2 separate regions of the Homo sapiens genome follow, and region 1 is linked to region 2. A link is an interaction called in ENCODE POLR2A ChIA-PET data of the cell type or tissue named here. Cell type or tissue: IMR-90. All regions are shown on one strand. Each heading gives the region's core, and the rest is flanking DNA. Links, peaks and the distances in the headings are about the cores only.

Region 1 (11,811 bases), core at 2,077-10,076, 88 kb before region 2:
CTTTGGCATGTGTCATGTCGTCCCCCACAAGCCATGATCCATAGCGTGTTGGAGAAGTGCTTTGTTCTGGGGCCAAGAGGTCATGCTGTAGGAGGGTCACCCATAAGTCTACATGCTAGGCAGCTCCCCAGTCATGTCCCTCGCTCCTCTGCTCCCTGTCCTTGGCGCCATCTGCTCTGGATCACAGGTCCAGCCCAGGAGACTGGACAGCTGCCCTCCTGCTGGAGGCCTGGGCTTGTGCCTGAGCTCAGAGAGGGCTGTCAATGATTGGTGGCTATGGGGCAAGACCAAGTCCTTGGTCCGTGGAGAGATTTGTGCACTTAGGGGACCAGGAGGGACCGGAGCTGGTATGGGAAAAGAGTTGTGGTGAGAACACCTGAGGAACCAGATTCTCTCAGCTCCATCACTCAATTGTGTTGGGACCCTGAGCAAGTCATGTTCCTTCTCAGGCCCTGGTTTCTTCATTGTTAAAATGAAGAGGTTGGATCAAACAATCATTAAAGTCCCTTTTAGCTTTATTATTTTTAGGCTACAAATTCCTGGCTTTCTTTTTTTTTTTTTTAATCCAAGACGGAGTCTTGCTCTGTCGCCCAGACTGGAGTGCAGTGGCGCGATCTCGGCTCACTGCAACCTCCACCTCCAGGGTTCAAGCAATTCTCTTGTCCCAGCCTCTCGAGTAGCTGGGATTACAGGCGCATGCCACCACGCCCTGCTAATTTTTGTATTTTTAGTAGCGACAGGGTTTCACCATGTTACCCAGGCTGGTCTCGAACTCCTGACCTCGTGATCCACCTACTTTGGCCTCCCAAAGTTCTGAGACTAGAGGCATGAGCCACTGCACCTGGCCAGTTGCTGGCTTTCTTACAAGGCTCATAGTTCTGTAAATAGGAGCACAGTTTAGCACGTTTCAGTGGATGGGATGGGGCACCGGCTGGAAGAGGGTCCTCTTGGCCACCACGGTGTGGCAGCAGAAATGGAGTGTGGCATGTGTAGGTAGTGAACCCCTGAACCCCTGATCAATGCAAGGTTTGATTTCCCTAGTCAGAAGGCTCCTCTAGGTACAAGGTCATTTTCTTTATTTTTCTGTAATTGGTCTCATTTTTCATTTCAAGCTCTTATTTTGGCTGATGCAGAAAAACTAGTATAGTTACTTCCAAGTAAAACAGTCCCTTAAGTCATTTTCTCAATCATTTTAGTATTCAATTCTATTAAATTTAAGATTTTCATTCTTACTCACTCCCCAGAGTTGATGCCAAGGGCGGGATCTGGAGCATCCATGGAAAAGGGAGGCTATGTCTCTGCTCAATCTGCCCCGAGTTCTTTTTTTGAGATGTAGCATGTTTCTGTCTGGTCCTTAAACACGTCCCTTTTCCAAGCCATTACAGGGGCTGCCCTTGTTCAATCCTGGCAGATGCTCCCTTTGGCAGCGTCCTCTCTGCTCCATGCCCCCATTCCTGCTGAAAGCCCCTTTGCAGGCTGGCAGCTTCCTGGAGGTTACTCTCTGTGCTCACTTCCACCCCCTGGAAGAGCCATGTAAACCTGGATGTTTGGGGTGAGAAGGAGGGCTAGGGGTAGGATGGGGGTCAGGGGTTCTCTGCCTAGACATGCCACATTCTACTTCTGCTCTGCAGCTTCCACACCATGGTGCCAGAGGACCCTCTGAGGCTCAGCACCACTCGAGGCTTTCCCAGGGAAGTGACACATGGTCCTCACCTCCCTGAACCCCGTCCTTGTAGGAGTGTCCTGTCATCTCCTCCACGCCAAGACCCAAAAGGAAACAGGTCTCAGGCCTCCCAAGATGCATCTAGCTCCCTAAACTCTCTTGCTCCTCTCCAGCTTAGAGGGTATTGATCTGGGGTGGGGCAGGGGACAGGGAGAACTATTAAATAAAGATTTTACATATCATATCTTTTCAAAATAATTTCAACTTTCGGCCAGGCACGGTGGCTCACACCTGTAATCCCAGCACTTTGGGAGGCCGAGGCGGGTGGATCACCTGAGTTCAGGAGTTCGAGACCAGCCTGACAACATGGTAAAACCCCATCTCTACTTAAAAAAAAATACAAAATTAGCCAGGCGTGGTGGCGCATGCCTGTAATCCCAGCTACTCGGGAGGCTGAGGCAGGAGAATCGCTTGAACCCGGGAGGCGGAGGTTGCAGTGAGCCAAGATCGCTCCATTGTACTGCAGCCCGGGCAACAAGAGCGAAACTCCATCTCAAACAAACAAACAAAACAAACAAACAAACAAACAAACAAATTCAACTTTTATTTTAGATTCAGACTCCATGTGTAGGTTTGTTACATGGGTTTATTGTATGATGCTGAGGTTAGGGGTACAAATGATCTGTCACCCAGGTAGTGAGCACAGTACCCACTAGGTACCCATCACTCCTGTCTCACACCTGCATTGAGGCCTTGGGCCTCAAAAGTCAAGTATTTGGTATCTTTGTTATGTGGTTCCTTTGAGACTACTACCCTTTTTTGCCTGACTGGGAAAAAAAAAAATCACACATCTGTTAACACTTCCAATATCAAAGACTCTGGAAAGTGCTAGTCAAGGGTCAGAGCTAGTCCTAGGTTCTGAAATGCCTTTGACAATAATATGGAATTGCTAGTGTCCAAAAAAAAAAAAACAAACCTCACAAAATCAAATAATCCAAAGGCTCTATAGTAAGTACAAAGCACAAATCCTTCACCTGGACTTGAAGGTCTTCTTCTTCATGGCCCATCCCAACTTTCTTTAGAAACTTCTCAGTTTCTGATAGTTGGAGCACAGAGGGCAACAGGGTGAAAAAAAATGAGGCTGGGGAGGCAATAGAGTACCAGCAATAGGTGGGAGAGTACATTTGGTTTGATGTAGTCAACTGGTTGGTACTCACTTCTTCAATCCTTTCCTGTCTCGAATCCTGAGAGGAGGGTTGGACTTTTTTCATGCCTTCTATAGCATCTGATATGGTTTTCCTGTGTCCCCACCCAAATCTCATCTGGAATTATAGCTCCCATAATTCCCACATGTTGTGGGAGGGACCTAGTGGGAGATCATTGACTCATGGGGGTGGTTTTCCCCATATTGTTCCCTGATAGTGAATAAGTCTCATGAGATCTGATGGTTTTATAAGGGGAAACCCCTTTCATTTGGTACTCATTCTCTCTTCCCTGCCACCAAGGAAGATGTGCCTTTTGCCTTCCACTGTGATTGTGAGGCTTCCCCAGCCACGTGAAACTGTGAGTCCACTAAACCTCTTTTTCTTTATAAATTACCCAGTTTTGGGTATGTCTTTATCAGCAGTGTGAAAACAGACTAATACAGTATCTAGCTTGGGGCTTTGCATAAAGTAAGCACTCAATTAATTCTTGTGTAGTAGTTGACCAAAGATAGGCGTTAATAAAGGTTTAGGAACCTGGTTCTATGTAGAGATACTTTGAAAATTAAAGCATGCACTTCCAACCACGTGATCTCTAAGTTTATGGCTCTGCAGTTGCTATTTTATAGCTAAAACAAAATACTCATTAAAAACTAATAGGAATGTGTAAAATCAGCACGGGCAAACCTCAACTGGCAGGCAGGAAAATCTGGCTCCTCGAAGCCTGCCTGGGTCCATGGTCCAAACATGCTTTGGGTGGAGATCCAGAGGTGAAAAGTCATTTGCTTCTGGGAACAAGAAACTGAATCAAACCCAAAGTAGCAAGTTTGAGCTCTCAAGGGCAAAATGACATTGCATGCCTCAAATGGCTGTGGGTTGCCAGCTTAAATTATTGCACAAACACATTCACGCAATGGGAGTTGAGAGAGGCAGCCAGTCCTAGCTGGAGTAATTCGGGGAAAGGTGTAGGATGTGAGGCTTGAGCTTGGTTGGGCCACAGCCACGTCAGGGGAAACCAGGGCTTCCCAGAACCCATCCTGTCTGCTCTTCAGATGCCCAATGGCCTCCTGACTCTCCTTCCTTCCAGCCACTCTCTCTCCCACTTCCCCCTGCCTGTGCCCACCACTTAGCTGGCTGCACCTTCTCAACACACTTTCTGTCACCTCCTTACACACACATGGGCCATCTCTAAGCTGAACACTCTCTTCTGTACTAAACAGCTTTGTCAATTCATTTCTCAGCAATTTTTTCTTTTTTTTTTTTTTTGAGATGGAGTCTCACTCTGTCGCCCAGACTGGAGTGGAGTGGTAAGATCTCAGCTCAGTGCAACCTCCACCTCCTGGGATCAAGCGATTCTTCTGCCTCAGCTGTAGCTGGGGTTACAGGCACCCGCCACCATGCCCAGCTAATTTTTGTATTTTTAGTAGAGACAGGGTTTCACCATGTTGGCCAGGATGGTCTCAATCTCTTGACCTCGTGATCTGCCTGACTTGGCCTCCCAAAGTGCTGGGATTACAGGTGTGAGCCACCATACCCAGCTTCTCAGCAATTTAGAAATGCTAACTGAAAATCTTGTTTTCTGATTAAACACCATCCTTAGATATTTTCTCCTTTTACCCCACATCTCTCCAGATCCTTCTCCTGACCCCATCCCATCCATCCTTCCATTGTTTTATTTGGGAGTTGAATGAGTTTTCTAGAAACATGCCATAGAAAGAAATTCCTCAGAGGCAATGCAATAAATTATCTGAGTTATGCATGAGTGATGGAGCCTTTTGGTTGGAGACATAAAGAATGCTGATCATGGAAAAACAAAATTCAAGAGGCCAAATTTTACAGGGAGCAATTAGTATTAAATGAGAACATGTCACAGGCACTGGGGCATTGGAAACTGGCTGCCCCAGCCTCCTTTTTGTAAGCTGAGTTTACTAAATGGAACATAATGATATGTAACCAAAATGCTGAAAGACCATTTCTTTGCTAAGGAGATCCAGCCAACAAACACAGTGGAAAATAGGAAAATAGCAGTGATACTTTTCACCCTGGGAATTTTTTTTTTTTTTTTTTTTTTTTAGATAGAGTCTTGCTCTGTCGCCCAGGCTGGAGTGCAGTGGCGCGATCTCGGCTCACTGCAGCCTCCGCCTCCCGGGTTTAAGCGATTCTCTTGCCTTAGCCTTCCAAGTAGCTAGGATTACAGGCACCCACCAGCAAGCCTGGCTAATTTTTGTATTTTTAGTAGAGACAGGGTTTCACCATATTGGCCAGGTTGGTCTTGAACTCCTGACCTCAGGTGATCCACCCACCTTGGCCTCCCAAAGCGCTAGGATTACAGGTGTGAGCTACTGCACACGGCCTTTTTTAAATTTTTTAATTTTTTTATTTTTTTATTTATTTTTTCATTTTTAAATCTACCCTGGGTGGAAGAAGATAGACCACAGAGCCTCGGAATGTCCTCCTAGTCCAGAGATTCAGTGGAGAAAGTTCTCTGCCACTCCTGAGCTGGGTGCAGATAAAAATGTCACTTTTAAAGAAAGAAAGCTGGTCATTGTTCAGTTAAATGTTTGCATTTGTGAACATTCTGTTTTGTGTTAAGAGAGGAATTTTTTAAAATAAAAATGTACATTTTCATGGAAATGATTGGTTGGTGTTGTGCCTTCACTGGAAGCCTAAAGAGAAAACTATTTGGGGTGACAAAATGGGAAAAATTAGTCACCAATGATTCACAGAGACTATAAATATGTGGCTATATTGTTCTCTTCTTTATGACCCAGCTGGGATGAGTGGTTTGGGAGGAGGCAGGAAGACACAAATAGTGCTAGAGGGGAGCTGGAGGCCCCACTCCAGGTTTGGCAGCGTGAGCTCACCCCAAAACCTCCTGTCACAGCCTCTCTCTGTCTCAGCACTGGGGCTGCGCGGGCTCAGCCCCTGGCAGCCTGTCCAAAACTTCTGTGGGGCCAGGAAAAAGAACAGGCTAACGGCCCCCTTCGTGTTCTGCATGAAGCTGCCCGTGCTGCCACAAGGGACACCACAGGTTGACGCGCAGTATCTTCGGAGCAGCACAGGGACAGACGTATTGCTAGCTTTGCCATTTCCCAAGCTAGGGAGAAAAGTTAAAGCTGGGACAAGGGGAACTGTCAGCTGACAGAGCTCTGCTACCTGTCCGTGCAAATTCCAGTAACTCATACCCTAAATCCTCCTTACATACACACCACACACACCACACACACACACCCCAACACACCCCAAAATAATTAACTAAATCATTCTTTCACGTATGCACTCATCTACCAGAGCACTGAGCCTCTATGGCATGTCAGGTACTGTGTGGAGCACCAGGGAAGCAATGGTGAGAGCAACTAGCCTGGGATGTCCTCACAGAGCCTCCAGCCTAGTGGGGAAGACAGTCCTAGCCTGGCAATTATTACAATGGAGATTGGTCATTGCCAGGACCAGGAGTTCTGGCAACATGGAAGCACTTAGTAGGCTCAGCCTATCCTTTTATGGGCCAGGAAAGAATTTCTGGACCTCCTGACTGCTCAATAGAATGGGGATTGCCTGTTGACTATTTCTGCCTCCTGATGACCTGCCTTGCTGATCATTTTTCTCTTTTCCCCTGCATCTCCATTGTTTTCTACTAGGTGTATCCCAGGGTCCTGATTCTGGCCTCTTCTCACTCTGTACTCACATCTGAGAAATTGTCAGCTATCCTTGTAGTTTTTAACCCTTCTTCAGTGTATGTGATTCCATTATATATAAAGAAAGAAGCAGGGTCTCACTCTGTCACCCAGGCTGGAGTGCAGTGGTACAATCTTGGCTCATTGCAACCTCTGTCTCCCAGGCTCAAGCGATCCTCCTGCCTCAATCTCCCAAGTAGCTGGGACTGCAGGTGCACACCACCATGCTTGGCTAATTTTTTTTTTTTTTGGTAGATATGGGGGCTTCCTATGTTGCCCAGGCTGGTCTTAAACTCCTGAGCTCAAGCAATCCTCCCACCTTGGCTTCCCAAAGTACTGGGATTGCAGGCGTGAGCCACTGCACTGGCTTTACAATCTATATTCCTGATGCCGGTCAATCCCACATTCCAGAGCCCTCTAGCAACAGCTTCCCCAAACCCTTCAAACTCAACATGTTAAATCTTAACTCGCCGTCTTTTCCTTCAGCTCTGATCCTTAGCTTAGCTGATGTATCGCTACACACCCAGTCTCCCAAGCCAGAAACCTGGATTCCTTCCTGCCCCTCAACTTCCACATTTGACCAGTTCCCAGGCCTTGTTGATTCTACACATGGAATACTTCTCCACCTCTCTTTTCCTCCGCCACCATCCAAGTTGAGGCCTCCCTCCACAGAGCAGAATAGCAGAAACAGCCTCCTACACATGTGTTTCTGCATCTGGCTTCACCCACCAATGCTTCCCATGCACTGTGGCCAAAGCTAACCACATGACTGCCTTTCTTCGTTGATTCTCAGGATAAAGCCAAAGCATCTTAATATACAAGATTCTCCATAATGTGGATCCTGGCCTCCAACTACTTTTCTAGCCCTGTCTCCCAAGATTCTTCTCTTAGTCTTAATTCTCTAGGGGTACCAAGCTGCTGTTGGTAAACACATGTTGAGGACCCCAAAATAAACTCCTCTAGTCCCTCCATCTTATCCCTCTTTTTCCTTCATTTTACTTATCATAATCTAGAATTATCTTGGTCTATTATCTGTTCATTTATTTATTGTCTATCTCCTCTTCCAAAATGTAGGCTCTATGAAAATAGGAATTTTTAAAAACTGTGGTAAAATATACATGACAGGAAATTGACCATTTTAACCATTTTTAAATGTACAATTCAGTGGCATTAAGTGCATTCACATTGTTGTGCAATCATCACCACTATCCATTTCTAGAACATTTTCATCATCCCAACAGAAACTGTGTACCCATTAAATAATAACTCCCCAGTCCCTTCTCCCCTCAGCCCCTGGTAACCCCTCTTTTACTTTCTGTCTTTATGAATTTGCCTATTCTCAGTAATTCATACAAATAAAATCTTGCAATATTGTTCTTTTGTGACTGGCTTATTTCATTTAGCATAATGTTTTCAAGGTTCATCCATGTTGTAGCGGGTATCAACATTTTATTCTTTTTTATATTAAGTAATATTTTATAGCATGTATATGCTACATTTAGTTTATCCATTCAATGATCATTGGTGTACAATTATTTGAAAATAGGAGTCTTGTCATCAGTAATTCCCCATGGTCTGGAACAATGCTGGTGCATAGTAGGTGTTCAATTAAATATTCATTTTGTTCATCCTTGCCTATATATATACCATTACCTCTGCCTAGAAACTCTTCCACTTCTTGCTCTTACAGAAACTGTTTTTAATCCTTCTAAGTACACATTTCACCTTCTCCAGAAAGTCTTTCCTGACAGTCCCCCACCACACATTTTCTTTCTCTCCCTTTTCTCAGTGCTATCATTGTGTTCCATATATAATTTAGGAAAACATTTGCATTGCAGTTCAGTTCTATATTCTAATTTATCGGATTCTACATCTGTCTCATCTGCTTGACTAGAATCTTTTGAGGGATGCTGCCCTAGGCATCTCAGTGGCCTGCAAGTCTAGGACAGTGCCTGGAACAGAGTAGTTATTTAGTGTTTGACGGGTGAGCAAATGAATGAATGAATGAATCCCTTATATCTTCCATAGTCTTTGTCATATATCCAACCACACAGATACGACTCTGGCTGCCCTTTTCCTCAGTTATTTTAATCACTACAGAACTTGTTAACACAAAAAAGCAAGAGGGAGGAAGTTTACAGGCCTAGATAGGAAGGGTATCCAGAGAGGTGGAGTGACCGTCCACATGGCGTGCCTGGAAACATCCCCATTCATACCTGTTGTCCCAGCATAATTGTTAATAGTGACCCCTTTTAAAAGTGTCATAGTTCTGATAATAAATTACATGGCCACTCTACAAAGATAACTAACTTTTACTGACCCACCAGCTGGGAAATGATACCATACCCTCAACCCAGGGGTGGGTAAGTAGCAGGGCCCACCCTCGGGCCTTACCAATTCAGTGTGTTCCTCCAGTTTTCCAACTGCCAGGAGCTGCCTCTATTCACTTGAGGAGTGTTTGAGAAACCACAGAAAGCTTTTCTATCCAAGTGCACACCAGGCTCTAATGGCAGGGAATTGACATCTCCTGGGAGCAGCCTTCACCCACCGATGAGAGGGATATGTATACAAATAGCCTTGCAACTGCACCCCTAAGATGGGATGGCTGTGAGGTATGTCTTTTATGTCATTTCTCAGAACTTCCCCATACGATTATGCTCCGGTTGCACACAGGAGTAACTGCTTGATAACCTAGGGCGCTACTAAGTTACACCGGGCCAACAGGTATAAATTCTTTATTGGTTTTCCCGTCCCTGTTCCACTTCCCCATGCCCCTGCACTTGCCAAATCAACTACTTGCTCTTGAATCCTTGCTTCAGAGTTTGCTTCTGGGGGAGCCTAAACTGGGAGACTCAGCTTCCTTAGTATTACCTTCTTTCATACCCCTTCTGGTGCAACCCCCTCTCAGCCATCCCTGTCCCCACAAGCCTCAGCCCTTCACCTGCCTCCACAGTTCTCCTGCCAGGACCAGTTTTGTTTGTTCGTTGGTTTGTTTTGTTTGTTTGTTTGTTTGTTTGTTTGAGACGGAGTCTTACTCTGTCGCCCAGGCTGGAGTGCAGTGGCGCGATCTCGGCTCACTGCAGCTTCCACCTCCCAGGTTCAAGCAATTCTCCTGCCTCAGCCTCCCGAGTAGCTGGGACTACAGGCACGCACCACCACGCCCAGCTAATTTTTGTATTGTTAGATGGAGTTTCACAATGTTGGCCAGGATGGTCTTGAACTCCTGGCCTCAGGTGATCCACCCACCTCAGCCTCCCAAAGTGCTGGGATTATAGGCATGAGCCACCGCGCCAGCCCAGGACCCATTTTTTTCTTCCCAGCTGGGTCGGTGTGGGACTGGCTCATCAGTAGATAGGAGTGGCCCTGGGTGTAGGAGGCTGAGATTTCCTGTTAGCTGCGCCCAGCTCTGGTCTGGCCACCCTCATCATGGATCCTAATGTCCTTGCAGGTTCTCTAATGTGACACTGCTGAAGAATCAAATACCAATGTCAGTTCAATAGCACCCTGATGATTTACTCCTGGATCCAACTGCACATGTTCACCTCATCATCATTCTACAAGGAGCAGAGGCCACAAGGATGGTCAGGGCTGAAGGAGGAAAGGAAGCTGCCACCTCTGAGGTACCTAATTGATACGTAGTAGACTCTTTGTGGGTGTGGCCTTACAACAACTGTGGAAAGTAAATAGGATTTTCATCAGCTTTTTAGAACTAAATATTTTATCTATGATAAAAGAACGGAATGATTATTATAGAAATATGAAGTGGTGGTGGGGAGTAAAAGATTACCTATAAATCTACCTCCTAGGAATCACTGCTAATACAGCAGTTGCTGGTTTCCTCCTGGCCCTTTATCCACGTGAACCTAATTGAAATCACATTGGCTACCTTTCCTACTCAATATTAGACCAGAAACATCTCTCCTATGCTACTTCATACGCTTCAAAGCTTAGGAGAAAAATGCTTCTCTCTTCCTTGTACATTTTATATGGTGGAGAGAGAATATGTGTTCCACTCCTAGGGACAGACACTGTGGGAGAGATTCTTCCAGCATTGCTGATCGATTCACTCCATTACGAAAATTGAGAAAAGGACAGAGGCAGAGACCTCCTCTTTCTGGTCCCTTTATCTGGGTGTCAAAAAAATCAAGAAGTAACAATAAAATCTTATTATTTTAGGTAGATAAAAAAAAACAAATATTCAGCAGAAGGAGTTAAAGACTATTGTTGCGTCTGGAGACAGGTGACCAGGGGAACTGTTGTTTTTCTTAACAAGCGTTGTTGAACTATTTGTCTTTTTAATCCATGTGTAACTTTGATTAAAATGAAACAAACTCAAAGAGGAAGACAAGGCATGATTTATTGATCTAACAGTAAACGCAGTGTGTTATTAACTTTGTAAATGTCGTTTTTAATGGCTATATATTACCCGATTGTGTGACTATACTACAATTTATTTTTCTATTTTCCTGCTATTGAACATGTTGTTTTTTCCAAACTGTGTTTTTTAGATAGTATTGTGATGAACAACCCTGTGCATAAAGCTTTTTCTGTATTTGAGATATTCCTCATAAGAAAATGACAGTGTTCACCCTATATGAGTGCTTATTTTACCATACTCTAATCAGCTTTGATTAAAATCCTTTTTTACCTCAATTAGGTAATGTATGAAAAATTATTTTCCTTTTCAGCAGTTGAGAAAATGAAAGCTCAGAGACCTCCAACTTTTCTTAGTGTGTGCAAGGTTAATAAGTGGCAGAGCTGGCTTTTAAGCCTGTTCTATCTGATTGCCAAATCCTTATCCCCTCCACTTCTGGCCTCTCAGTAGAAAGGCCAGGTAGAAAGAATGAAATGTCAGGAGAGCTGCATCCCAATCCAGCCTTTTCCATTTTCTAACTAGTACTCTTTTAGTCCCAATTTCCTTGTCTATAAAACACAGTTACCACCCGCCACCACCCTACAAAGAGCTATAAGTACAAAATAAGATCATGAATATGAGGACTCTTAGAAAATTCTAGAAAATTCCATTTGATTATAGGCTTCAAAAAGGCATGGGCCAGCCAGATGTGGTGGCTTATGCCTATAATCCCAGCACTTTGTGGGGCCAACTCAGGAGGATCACTTGAGGCCATGCATTTGAGACCAGCCTGGGCAAGAAAGCAGGACCCTATCTCTATGAAAAATTTAAAATTTTTAAAAATTAGCTTGACATGGTGGTGAGCACCTGTAGTTATATCTACTTAGGAGGCTGAAATGAGAGGATCTCTTGAGCCCA
Region 2 (11,811 bases), core at 1,439-9,438:
TTTATGGAGGGGATTAACTCCAGTTTTCTTTAGTGGTTGTCAGAGATCTTGGAGCTGTGGATCCTTATCTAAAAGAAAAAAAAGTGTAGCAGTTCAGATCTGTGTAAGGAAAATTTGTGAAAGTCTGAAACCTAACAAAAGGATTACTGAATAGCTTCAGTGGAACCCAGGTGCTGGCTAGAGCAATTTTCTTGGTTACTACTCTGTAGTCTGTAGCTTTCATTGTTTTTGATGTATTTTACAACCTTGTAAGTTGTGAATAACAATAATACAAATTATTCTTGCCCTTTTACATGCAAAGGATGTTTGTTGGAAGTACAATGGTTTTCTTTTTCTCTTTTGTGGAAGAAGCCAGTTTTTTATCTGTTAAGCAAATTCATTTCAGTATTTCCCATTGCCTAAGTATGTGTCTGCTCTTTGGATTCTCATTTGAACCAATTGGAACATCTTATTTGTTCCCTAATTAGAGTTATAGATAGAGGTGTTGATTTTATATTTGCATGAGAGACACAGTGCCACCTTTTTGTTTGTTTCTTTCAGTTATCCTTTAACAGATTGAACTCCAAATTTAGCCTGAGTTTGAATCCCATTTACTGTTGCGATTTGGGTCACGGAATTTTATTTTTTAACCTAAGCGTGTGTTACTTCCTATAAAAAGGAATTTATAGTATTATTTTCTTTGCATGGTTAGTGTGAGGATTAAAAGAGATGTTGTAAGTTACACACTTCTCATAGTACCTCGTATAACATAAGAATTCTTTTTAAAAAACTCTTTATTAGAAGACTGTGGGCAACTAATTTTGCCTTCCTGAGACTTCATTTCATATTGTTAAAAAAAAAAAAAGAGGCAACTTTTCACTTGGTTGTTAGGTTGTAAGTTTCACTGGCAATAATTGGAAAGAATAGAGTGTAGTAGCTGACAATAGTTGCTTTTGGAGAGGTAGACATTTCTAATATGCAGTGACCTTGCTGCTCTGAGAAAGGGAAATGTAGAAGTTTGATATGGTGAGCAGTTAGTTAGAATAGCATCCTGGTAATTCAATTCAGTAAACAGTGGTTGAGAAGACCCTGCTCTGTCTGGCTTTGTACTAGGAAGAAGCATTAGGGCTGGAAGTGTGCTATGATCTTTTTGCTTTAAAACAATTTGGAGGGTGGATCTTGATAGACAGAAGGCTTTAGTGCTGCCAAGGACCTTGGTAGATTTGGGCATGCTCCTCAGGGAGTAGGAACTGGGAAGGGTTGGATTTTGCCTAATCTAGGAATAGCTGTTGGGAGTTTCAAGAGCAATTTTTGGATGAGTAGGGAGGTAGGGTGATTGAGGAAGAGGGAGGAACTGGAATGATGTCTCAAGGATGTTATTTAAATTGACTTTTCCTTCTGACCCTCAGTATTTATTGTTTTACTTAAGTGTTTTATTGGGAGTGGAGAGTGATGGTGGGTGGAAGTGGAATATACCTGGTGAACTGGTTGAGTCTGAAGAAAGGATACTCAGAAACTGAGAATTTAAATCTCCCAAAATCAGTACTGGTCCAAGGGAAAACCTTGGTCTACTGTGAATAGTGTAGTTGGATTGGGTTGGTGGGTCCTTCAAGACAGGGGCATTCCCAGCTACTATGCCATTAGGATAATGAAAGTAAGCCTCAGTGCAAAGTCTACTGTGTGAATGTAAGAAGCTTACCTATATACCTATAAATGTAGGTATGTATATACTTATATTTATAACTGAGTAACATTCATTCTGATATAAGGAAATTACTATAAACAAAAGCAAGAGTTTCTCTACTGCAAACGTATTTTAAAGTTTTATGCAAAATAAAATGGTTTTTGTAATTTGGCAGTAGAATCAGGATCCAGGAAATGAGCAGCATGTGGTCATGCTTGCTTTCCTTCTTTAGGAAGGTCTTTGGGTTCCTCTAGCCATCTTTGAAACTTGAATACCCTATGTGTTACAAAGTGTGGGGGAAAGGAGCTGCCCCTTACCTGTTTTTTCTTGGGTTGGGATCTAGGCTGTGATTTTGCCCTTGCTGTTCACATTCTGGCTCAGGGAGAAGCAGAAGCTCCAAGGACCTGGCCAGTGTTAACATTTCAGCTGCCCTCTCTCTCTGGAACTTTGTAGAGGTGGCATGCATATTGGGCTCTCACCTCAGTCTTTTGGCATTCCCTTCCTAAGCACTATGACCCAGCTTCCTGAGTTGCCCTGTGCATTAATCCATTCAGTACTCAGATGTTTCAGGTCCCTGGGCCCGTAATCTGTTTACTCCATGAACCATCTGATGAGCCCGGTGCACTGTTCCCAAACTCTGCTTTCTCTTTTTTTCTCCCATTTGTCCTGTTCACAGGCTGAAAAACAGAGTGGGTACTCTCTTCTGGGAAGCTGGCAACAAATGGATGATGTGATATATGCATTCCAGGGGAAGGGAAATTGTGGTGCTTCTGAACCCATGGTCAATTAACGAGGCAGTTTCTAGCTACTGCACGTACTTCATAAAGCAGGACTCTAAAAGCTTTGGGTAAGTCTTTGTAATGATTTAGATGCTTGAGGTTTTTGTCTTGCTTCATATATCTGAACACAAAGCTTTTTGAATTGATCATAGTTTGTTCCTGTTTATGTTGTATTGTTGACATGTTCTATGCTTGTTCTATAACCTTTTCATTGAAAAATAAGCATTCATTTCTATTGGAGGGAGATAAATGTCCTTTTTTAGAAAATAAAATAACACATTTCTGTGAAAGAACAAACCCAGCATTTCTGTTTGGCATTTGGTTGTGTGATTCTTTTTGGATCTTTATTTTAAAGATTAGGTACCATTTTGTTTAGAGTCGAAAATATTAAATTTTTTGGAGGTTATCCCTTACACTTTCTGCTGCATGCAGTAACTTGCTTTTGTTTGACATAGGAGCTTATGTGATACCATTAGCTAGTATCCTCCTTTTGAAACAGTGAGGGTTTGGGGAGTCCAGCGGGGGTTCATCTGTGTGAATAACTGACAACTGATTCTGGCCATGTCCTCTCTCATCTCTAGGCTCATGATCTCCATCTGCCCAGTGTTCATCTGCAATCTCTGGCTGCCACCTCAGTCTCAATTTGATTAAAACTAAATTCATTCTCAATCCCATATTCAGTTACCTGCCAGGTTATGTCTGTCTCTGTTTATTTAATTGTCCAGGCTTGAACCTTCTTAGATAATTTCGACACCCTCCCCCTCAGCCTTTTTCTATTGCTGCTGCTTTTGTAATGCTTTTGATGTTTTTTCTCCTGATCTTTATGCTTGCGTTACTTCAGTAGTCTACTAGTCGGTTTCTGAAATAATAGTCTCCATTTCTTGTGTATGTGATATGATGAAGAATCTATTATATCTGGCTTTTGTCTTCGGTTCCTGACAATGAGCTTCAAAAAATCTTGGGATTTCCTTATAGATGTATCTTTTGTTATTCATAACAAGAGTCTCTTTTGACCACACCTGAGTTTATCCTAATAAGGTGACTCTGGGTGGGCCCTTAGATAGTTCAGGAAAGGAGCTGTCCACATCAGAGAGACCTTGGAACTTTTAGCCCCATCCCCTGGTCTCTGGGGAGGGGGCAGTGACTAGATAGCAGAGCCCAGTCATCTGGCTAGTGATTTAATCACTGATGCCTAGGTCATGAAGCCCCATATAAAAACCCTGGAATAGCAGTGAACATACTGGTTTGCTAGGAAGATGACACCTGGATTTCTTCAGGGGAGAGCAGGGAAGCTTTGCATCCCTCTGCCCTCTTTCCTAGACCTTGCCCTTGCTCTGTGCACCTCTTCCATTGGGCTGTTCCTGAGTTGTAGCCTTTATAATGAAACTGTGATTGTATAGTGCTTTCACTGATTTCTGTGAGAATCGTTGAAACTGAAGGGAGGTTTTGGGAATCTCTGAATTTGTAGCCAAGTTGGACATTAGTGTGGATAGCATGGGGATAACTGAAGTGAGGGCAGTCTTGTTGGAAACCTTGCTCTTTAACTTGTGGGATCTGATACGAACTCCAGGTAGTGTCAGAATTGAGTTGAATTGTAGGACACCTAGTTGGTGTCAGAGAATTGGTCTCAGAGTGCAGTGTGCTTACCCTTTGACAGGCATTGTGGTATGTGCGCTGCATGCATTATTTCATGTAATGCCCACCATGGTAAGACCTAGATTTTTTTTTATTTGTTTCTAGTTAGTTTTTGGTGTTTTTGTTGTTGTTGGTGTTTTGTTTGTTTGTTTTTTGAAACGGGGTCTCACTATGTTGCCTCCACTTGTCTTGAACTCCTAGGCTGAAGCGGTCCTCCTGCCTCAGCCTCCTGAGTGGCTGAGACTACAGGTGTGTGCCACCAGGCCTGGCCCAGGTCTGATTTTATCATCTTTGTTTTACTGGTAAGGAAAGCCATAACTTGCCCATTGTCACAGAGCAAGGAAGTGTTGGAGAAGTCAGTGCTTTCTGACTTTAAAGCCCTTTACTTAACCCTTTGGGTTGGGCCAACTATCTTCCTTGCTGTAGACATTATTACCCTCCTCTAATCTGGCTGCTGTGGACCACTTTTTCTAAATTAAACTTTTTTTTTTTTTTTTTTGAGACGGAGTCTCGCTCTGTCGCCCAGGCTGGAGTGCAGTGGCGCGATCTCGGCTCACTGCAAGCTCCGCCTCCCGGGTTCACGCCATTCTCCTGCCTCAGCCTCCCGCGTAGCTGGGACTACAGGCGCCCGCCACCACGCCCGGCTAATTTTTTTGTGTTTTTTAGTAGAGACGGGGTTTCACTGTGTTAGCCAGGATGGTCTCGATCTCCTGACCTCGTGATCCGCCCGCCTCGGCCTCCCAAAGTGCTGGGATTACAGGCGTGAGCCACCGCGCCCGGCCTAAATTAAACTTTTATCACATCATTTTTGAACTCAGAACTTTCAGTTACTCTCCATTACTGTAGGATAAAACCCATTATTTGCAGGCAGCCATTCAAGGCCCACTGGAGTCCAATAGGCTCAAATTAATGCTGTCCCAGTCTTTATATACAACAAAAGAAAACAAGCACCTATTGTGTTTCTTGGATGGGGCACTCAGTTTGTATCTCCAGTAAGTTGCACTGGAGATGAAAGTGTATAATTGGAAAGTTAGAGTATATGAAAAGAATGTCCGTATAAAAATAACACATGCTGACCAAGTCAGTAGTACAGGTGATAAGATGCTTCTAGAGTTCAAAAGGGGCACAGCTTCACTAAGCAGGTGTATCTTGAGCTTAGCATTGAAGAGATGGTAGGATTTTGAGAATTGTGACTGAGGGGAGGACCCTTCTGCTCAGGAAGACCATGAGTGAACTGGAAAGGCAGTGCTGATGACAATGAATACTTAAGTTTATCTGGGGGAAACTTCTGAAACCAGGGTCTATTCCTTGTCCCCAGACAAGTTGAAAGTTGCAGCATAGTCTTTTAACTGACAGAGCTTGTGCTAAAGCTTTGTCCTTTGAAGCTAGAGTTGTTTAGAATGAACCAAAATCTATTTCGGGGCTAGCCTGCGTGATAAGGTTGGGTGATTATGTTATAAGAATTACCTTTTTTTGTGTTACGTGAGCTGATCAAAGGAAATTTTAAACTATAAAAGTTCAAAAATTTTTTGGTAGTAGAACATGAGAATAAACATATTCAAAGTAACCAGTCTGAATAGGGAGCATTCTTTAGCATAGATAAGTTTTGGTAAATAGATAGTTTTAAAAAGTCTTCTTTGTACATGAACTCACATCATTATACCCAATCTCTTGGTATTTTTTAGGGTTAGAATCTCTCCTGACCAGCTACTTGGGAGTGCCAGCTACTTGGGAGGCTGAGGCAGGAGGATTGCTTTAGTTGCTCAGGAGTTCAACACCAGTTTGGGCAACATAGCAAGATCCTCTCTCTTAATAAAAAAAGTCAACTTGAATGCTATATAAGTAATATTTATACATTTATATATTTATAAAAAATATATGAAGAACAGATCAGAATTACATTACTCAGAGATAGTTGATAACCATGTTTATTTTTATTATGCTACTTTTATTTATGTCATTACCTATACAATTTTGTAACCTACTTTTTTCACTTTATATTATTAGGATTTTCCCATGTCATAAGATTTTTTGAAAACATGGTTTCTATTAATATATAAACGTTATCATACATAGAGATTTCTTTTTTTGTTTTCTCCTTTAATTAAAAACAGAGTCATTCATTATTTTGTAAGTTGCTTTCTTCACTTCACGGGTCATGTCTACCTTTCTGAATGACTGCTTATGTTAATGTATAGTCAGCCCCTCTGTATCCACAGGTTTTGCATTCATAGATTCAACCAACCATGGATCAAAAATATTTGAAAAAGAATTGCCTCTGCACTGAACATGTACAGACTTTTTTCTTGTCATTGTTCCCTAAACAATATAACTATTTATATAGCATTTACATTGTATTAGATACTATGAGTAATTTAGAGATAAAGTATTTTGGAGGATGTGAGCAGGCTATATGCAAATATGATGTCATTTTATATAAGGAACTTGTGCATATGTTGATTTTGATGTCCTCAAGAGGCCCTGGAACAGATCCCCCATGGATATTAGATGACTGTGCTTCACTTTTTAAAAACTGGTTGCATAATATTCCAGTTATATGGCTATGCCATAATTTAACCATTTCTCTGTTGATGGACGTTTATACTATTTCTAATTTTCACATACAAATAGTGCCTCCGTGAGCATTTTTATCTTTTCTTACTTTTATGAGTACTTTTGTAGGATAGATTAGAATGAAATTATTGTGTAAAAATGTATATGTGTTTTATAATTTGCCAGCCATGCTGAATTTGCCTTTTAAAAGGGCTCTATCAGTTGATTCTCTTAGCAATTGTATGTTTGAGGCCTTATTTTCCTATGCCCTCACTTTGCTGGATACTATCATTGTCAAATATGAAAAAGTAATTGGAAACATGGTGTCATGCTACATATTAGTCTGATTTCTTTCCCTTTTTTTTTAGTGTTCATTTTTGTATGTGACTCTTGATTCTTGGCCCATTTTCCTATTGTAATTCTATAATGTTTTCATATTTTACATGTAACTCTTTAATTCATCTGGAATTTATTTTGATTTTATGGAATGAAACTGCTTGATTCTGGAGGAGATTCAAGGGCTAGTGGGTCTTGAAATTGTGTGTCTGGAAAAATTTAGAGGATAAAAATAAATTTTGCTGCCTTTGGAAAGTAGTTTGTCTCAAATTTATTTAAAAACTTAGTTTATTATTACCCAACTCTATAAAGTATGTTGGGGCAATAAGAAAATCTTGCCAACAAAAAGACCCCTTCTTACCAATGTAGAAGAGAAAGAACGCTCTGTTTTTATTTGCATGTCAGATACGTGCAGATAGGTAGTTTGAGACTACAAAATTTGAGCAGAATTTAACTCATACAGTGAAACAGACAAAACTTCTCTTGTATTCTTGGGGCAAATGGATATACCCTGTGATAGTTTCCTGTGCACCTGATGAAATTCCCGAGTTAATTTCAGTGGTGTTTGTTTGCAGTGTCTAGGGTCAGAAGGCCTATGACCTTGTCATTGTAAATCTGGAGACTAGGATAGTATCTAATTCCTGACGAAAAGGCTTGGCCTATTAGGGTTTTTTTGTTTTTGTTCTTTTTAAATTTTTATTTACTTTTTGTTTTATTTTTTACATAGAGATGGAATTTTGCCATGTTTCCCAGGCTGGTTTCAAACTCCTGAGCTCAAGCAGTCTGCCCACAAAGAGCTGGGATTACAGGCATGAGCCACCATGCCTGGCCAGGCCTGTTAGGTTTTTAAAGAGATCCTCTGTGGTAGGCTGAAAATGGTTCTCTAAAATATTCAAGTCCTAATCCTGGAACCTGTGAAATGTTACCTTGTATGTTAAAAAAAATGGTTTTTGTAATTAAATTGAGGATCTTGATGTCTAGGGCACTTATCCTGGATTATGTGAGTGGTCCCTAAAAGCAATCCTGTGTATGTTTATCAAAGTGAGGCAGAGGGAGATTATACGTACACAGAGGAGGAGGAGGCAGTTGGACCAGGAGGTAGAGATTTGAGTGTTAACGGCCACAAGTCAAGGCATTCCCACAGCCATCAACAGCTGGAATAAGCAAGGAACAGATTCTCACCTGGAGCCTTTGGAGGGAGTGTGACCTTGCTTTTGTTCTAATGATACTGCTTTCAGACTTTTTTTGGCCTCTAGGAGTGGAAGAGAATAACTTTCTGTTTTAAGCCACCAAGTAACTTGTTACAGCAGCGATAGGAAACTACTGTACACCCTAAAGACAAAAGGGCTGTGCCCCTTTTATTAAAACAAGAAAGATTCATTCATTATATTTACTATGTTAATTATTGTGAATAGCACTTAATTCTTATCTACTCTTTGCTAATCACCGTTATTTATTGGTTCTCAGTGTTGAATAACAGGCTAAACACTCTACCAAAATGACATTAAAATGAAAAGTTAACCTCAATAGTAAAGTTAATAAGGAAATATTTTGACTTTTTTTAAGCCTGGAAAGTGAGTAATTTAGAATCATTTATATTATTTTGAGATTTGCTTTTGAATTGAGGACAATAAAGTGTATTTATTTCTCTTATTAGTGAAGTGGCATGAAAGAACAAAAGTCTTCTTTAACAGAAAGAATTTCAAGTCCATTGCATTTTGTTAAAACTTTCCCCAAATTTTATTTTTTTCAACCAAGTGGTAGATTATATAACTAATGTTACAATTAATTTTTTTCTGATTTTTTTTACTGACATATAATTTCTTATATTTTTGATAAAGTAACTCCTTAGAGTTGTCTAGATGAGTTGTATTTTTTCAGTTTGCTGACAAACTATTTTTCTTGCTTTATTAAAAATGATTAAATTTCCTAATTCTGCTTTTACCTATTTGATAATTCTTTATTTTATTAGAATTGTTAGGACTTTGTAAATTTTTTCATAAAGAACCAAGCTCATTTTAAAGTTCCGCTGTTTTTTCTGTGTTTTCTTTTTTTCTTTTCTTTTCTTTTCTTTCTTTCCTGCTTTCTTTTTTTTTTCTTTGAGACAGGGTCTCACTGCCACCTAGGCTGGGCTGGAGCTCCTAGACTCAAGTGATCCTCCCACCTTGGCTTCCCAAAGTGCTGGGATTGTAAGCATGAGTCAATGTGCCTGACCCTTTCTGTGTGTTGTTATCTAATCAATCATTTTTACTGTCATCCATATTTCTATTTTTGTTTTTTAATCACACCTTTTATTTTAAAAATTTGACTGCTTGATTTTAAAATTTGCATTGCTTAGTTTATGTTCTGTTTATTTAAATACTATTTTAGAAACTATTTCAGTACAGCTTTGTATGAATCCTGTAACTTTTGATATGCGATGTCTTTATATTTTTTCTAAATATTCTGTTGCACTGGTTCTAAACTTTGGTGAATATCAGTCTCAGCTGGCAGGCTTATTAAAAATGCAGATATTCCAATTCTACTTAACACTGGGTATAGGGCCTGAGCTTCTGCATTTTTAACAAGCTCCCCACCCCCTGGTAATCTGGATTAACATCAGCATATGGGAACTACAAGTCTTATATATTTTTAATTTTTTCATTAATTCAACAGTTATTTAGGAAGGCTTAAGAATTTCAAATCTTTAGGGTTGTTTGTTTTGAATTACTCTTAGTTTTATTGTATTATAATCAGAAGCTTGCCCTGCAAAATTTATTTTTTATTTTTTTTAAATTATACTTTAAGTTCTAGGGTGCATGTGCACAACGTGCAGGTTTGTTACATATGTATACATGTGCCATGTTGGTGTGCTGCACTCGTTAACTCGTCATTTACATTAGGTATATCTCCTAATGCTATCCCTCCCCTCTCCCCCGACCCCACGACAGGCCCCGATGTGTGATGTTCCCCTTCCCGTGTCCAAGTGTTCTCATTGTTCAATTCCCACCTATGAGTGAGAATACGTGGTATTTGGTTTTTTGTCCTTGCAATAGTTTGCTGAGAATGATGGTTTCCAGCTTCATCCATGTCCCTACAAAGGACATGAACTCATCCTTTTTTATGGCTGCATAGTATTCCATGGTGTATATGTGCCACATTTTCTTAATCCAGTTTATCATTGATGGACATTTGGGTTGGTTCCAAGTCTTTGCTATTGTGAATAGTGCCACAATAAACATGTGTGCATGTGTCTTTATAGCAGCATGATTTATAATCCTTTGGGTATATACCCAGTAATGGGATGGCTGGGTCAAATGGTATTTCTAGCTGTAGATCCTTGAGGAATCGCCACACTGTCTTCCACAATGGTTGAACTAGTTTACAGTCCCACCAGCAGTGTAAAAGTGTTCCTATTTCTCCACATCCTCTCCAGCACCTGTTGTTTCTTGACTTTTTAATGATCGCCATTCTAACAGGTGTGAGATGGTATCTCATTGTGGTTTTGATTTGCATTTCCCTGATGGCCAGTGATGATGAGCATTTTTTCATGTGTCTGTTGGCTGCATAAATGTCTTCTTTTGAGAAGTGTCTGTTCATATCCTTCGCCCACTTTTTGATGGGGTTGTTTGATTTTTTTCTTGTAAATTTGTTTGAGTTCTTTGTAGATTCTGGGTATTAGCCCTTTGTCAGATGAGTAGATGGCAAAAATTGTCTCCCATTCTGTAAGTTGCCTGTTCACTCTGATGGTACTTTCTTTTGCTGTGCAGAAGCTCTTTAGTTTAATTAGATCCCATTTGTCAGTTTTGGCTTTTGTTGCCATTGCTTTTGGTGTTTTAGACATGAAGTCCTTGCCCATGCCTATGTCCTGAATGGTATTGCCTAGGTTTTCTTCTAGGGTTTTTATGGTTTTAGGTCTAACATTTAAGTCTTTAATCCGTCTTGAATTAATTTTTGTATAAGGTGTAAGGAAGAGATCCAGTTTCAGCTTTCTACATATGGCTAGCCAGTTTTGCCAGCACTAGCACCATTTATTAAATAGGGAATCCTTTCCCCATTTCTTGTTTTTGTTAGGTTTGTCAAAGATCAGATGGTTGTAGATGTGTGGTATTATTTCTGAGGGCTCTGTTCTGTTCCATTGGTCTCTCTCTCTGTTTTGGTACCAGTACCATGCTGTTTTGGTTACTGTAGCCTTGTAGTATAGTTGGAAGTCAGGTAGTGTGATGCCTCCAGCTTTGTTCTTTTGGCTTAGGATTGACTTGGCAATTGCCCTGCAAAATTAATTGAAATTTCCATTGTGGTCATTTGTAAATGACCTCCACTGTGGATAGTTGGGAAAAAAAATAGCCATTTGATATATATCTGTTTTTTTTTTAATTGAGGTGAAATTTACTGTACAAGAAATTAAGCATTTTAAAGTGGACAAATCAGTGGCATTGAGTACATTCATGTGTTGTGCCACCACCACTGCTGTCTAGTTTCAAAACATTTTTATCACCTCAAAGGAAACTGTGTACCATTAAGCAGTTGCTCCCTTCTACCCAGCCTCTGGCAACCACCAGTCTGCTTTCATTTCTATGGATTTGCCTATTCTGAATATTTCATATAAATGAAATTATGCAATACGTGACCTTTTGTGTCTTCTTCACTTAGTATAATGTTTTCAAGGTTTATTTAACTCTTTGAGAAACTGCTATTTTACATTCCCACCAGCAATATATGAGGGTTGCAAATTTTCTGCATCCTTACCAATGCTTGTTATTTTCCATTTTTAAAATTGTGCCCATGCTAGTGGGTATATAGTGATATCTCATTGTGGTTTTGATTTGCATTTCCCCAATGATGTATGATGTTGAGTAGCTTTTC

Evidence for each region. ChIA-PET counts read pairs that join two places held together with the same protein. Peaks named below come from ENCODE experiments on the same cell type or tissue, not always from the same donor. Only the 100,000 strongest peaks of a DNase experiment are listed, where the experiment ranks them.
Region 1: POLR2A ChIA-PET joins it to region 2 with 15 read pairs; 4 of 35 experiments call an interaction of 5 or more read pairs at or near these places.

Annotation. Positions count from the first base shown.
Region 1 is chr2:30,368,368-30,380,178 of GRCh38, forward strand. No RefSeq gene overlaps it. Among named protein-coding and RNA genes, the nearest start is that of LINC01936, 28 kb to the left of the region's middle. In IMR-90, for the core only: no CTCF peak of the experiment used is centred there; a DNase peak (open chromatin) is centred at 5,574; H3K27ac peaks cover 1,365 bases.
Region 2 is chr2:30,457,213-30,469,023 of GRCh38, forward strand. The region is part of intron 1 of LCLAT1 (lysocardiolipin acyltransferase 1); the gene reads left to right. Among named protein-coding and RNA genes, the nearest start is that of LCLAT1, 16 kb to the left of the region's middle. In IMR-90, for the core only: no CTCF peak of the experiment used is centred there; no DNase peak of the experiment used is centred there.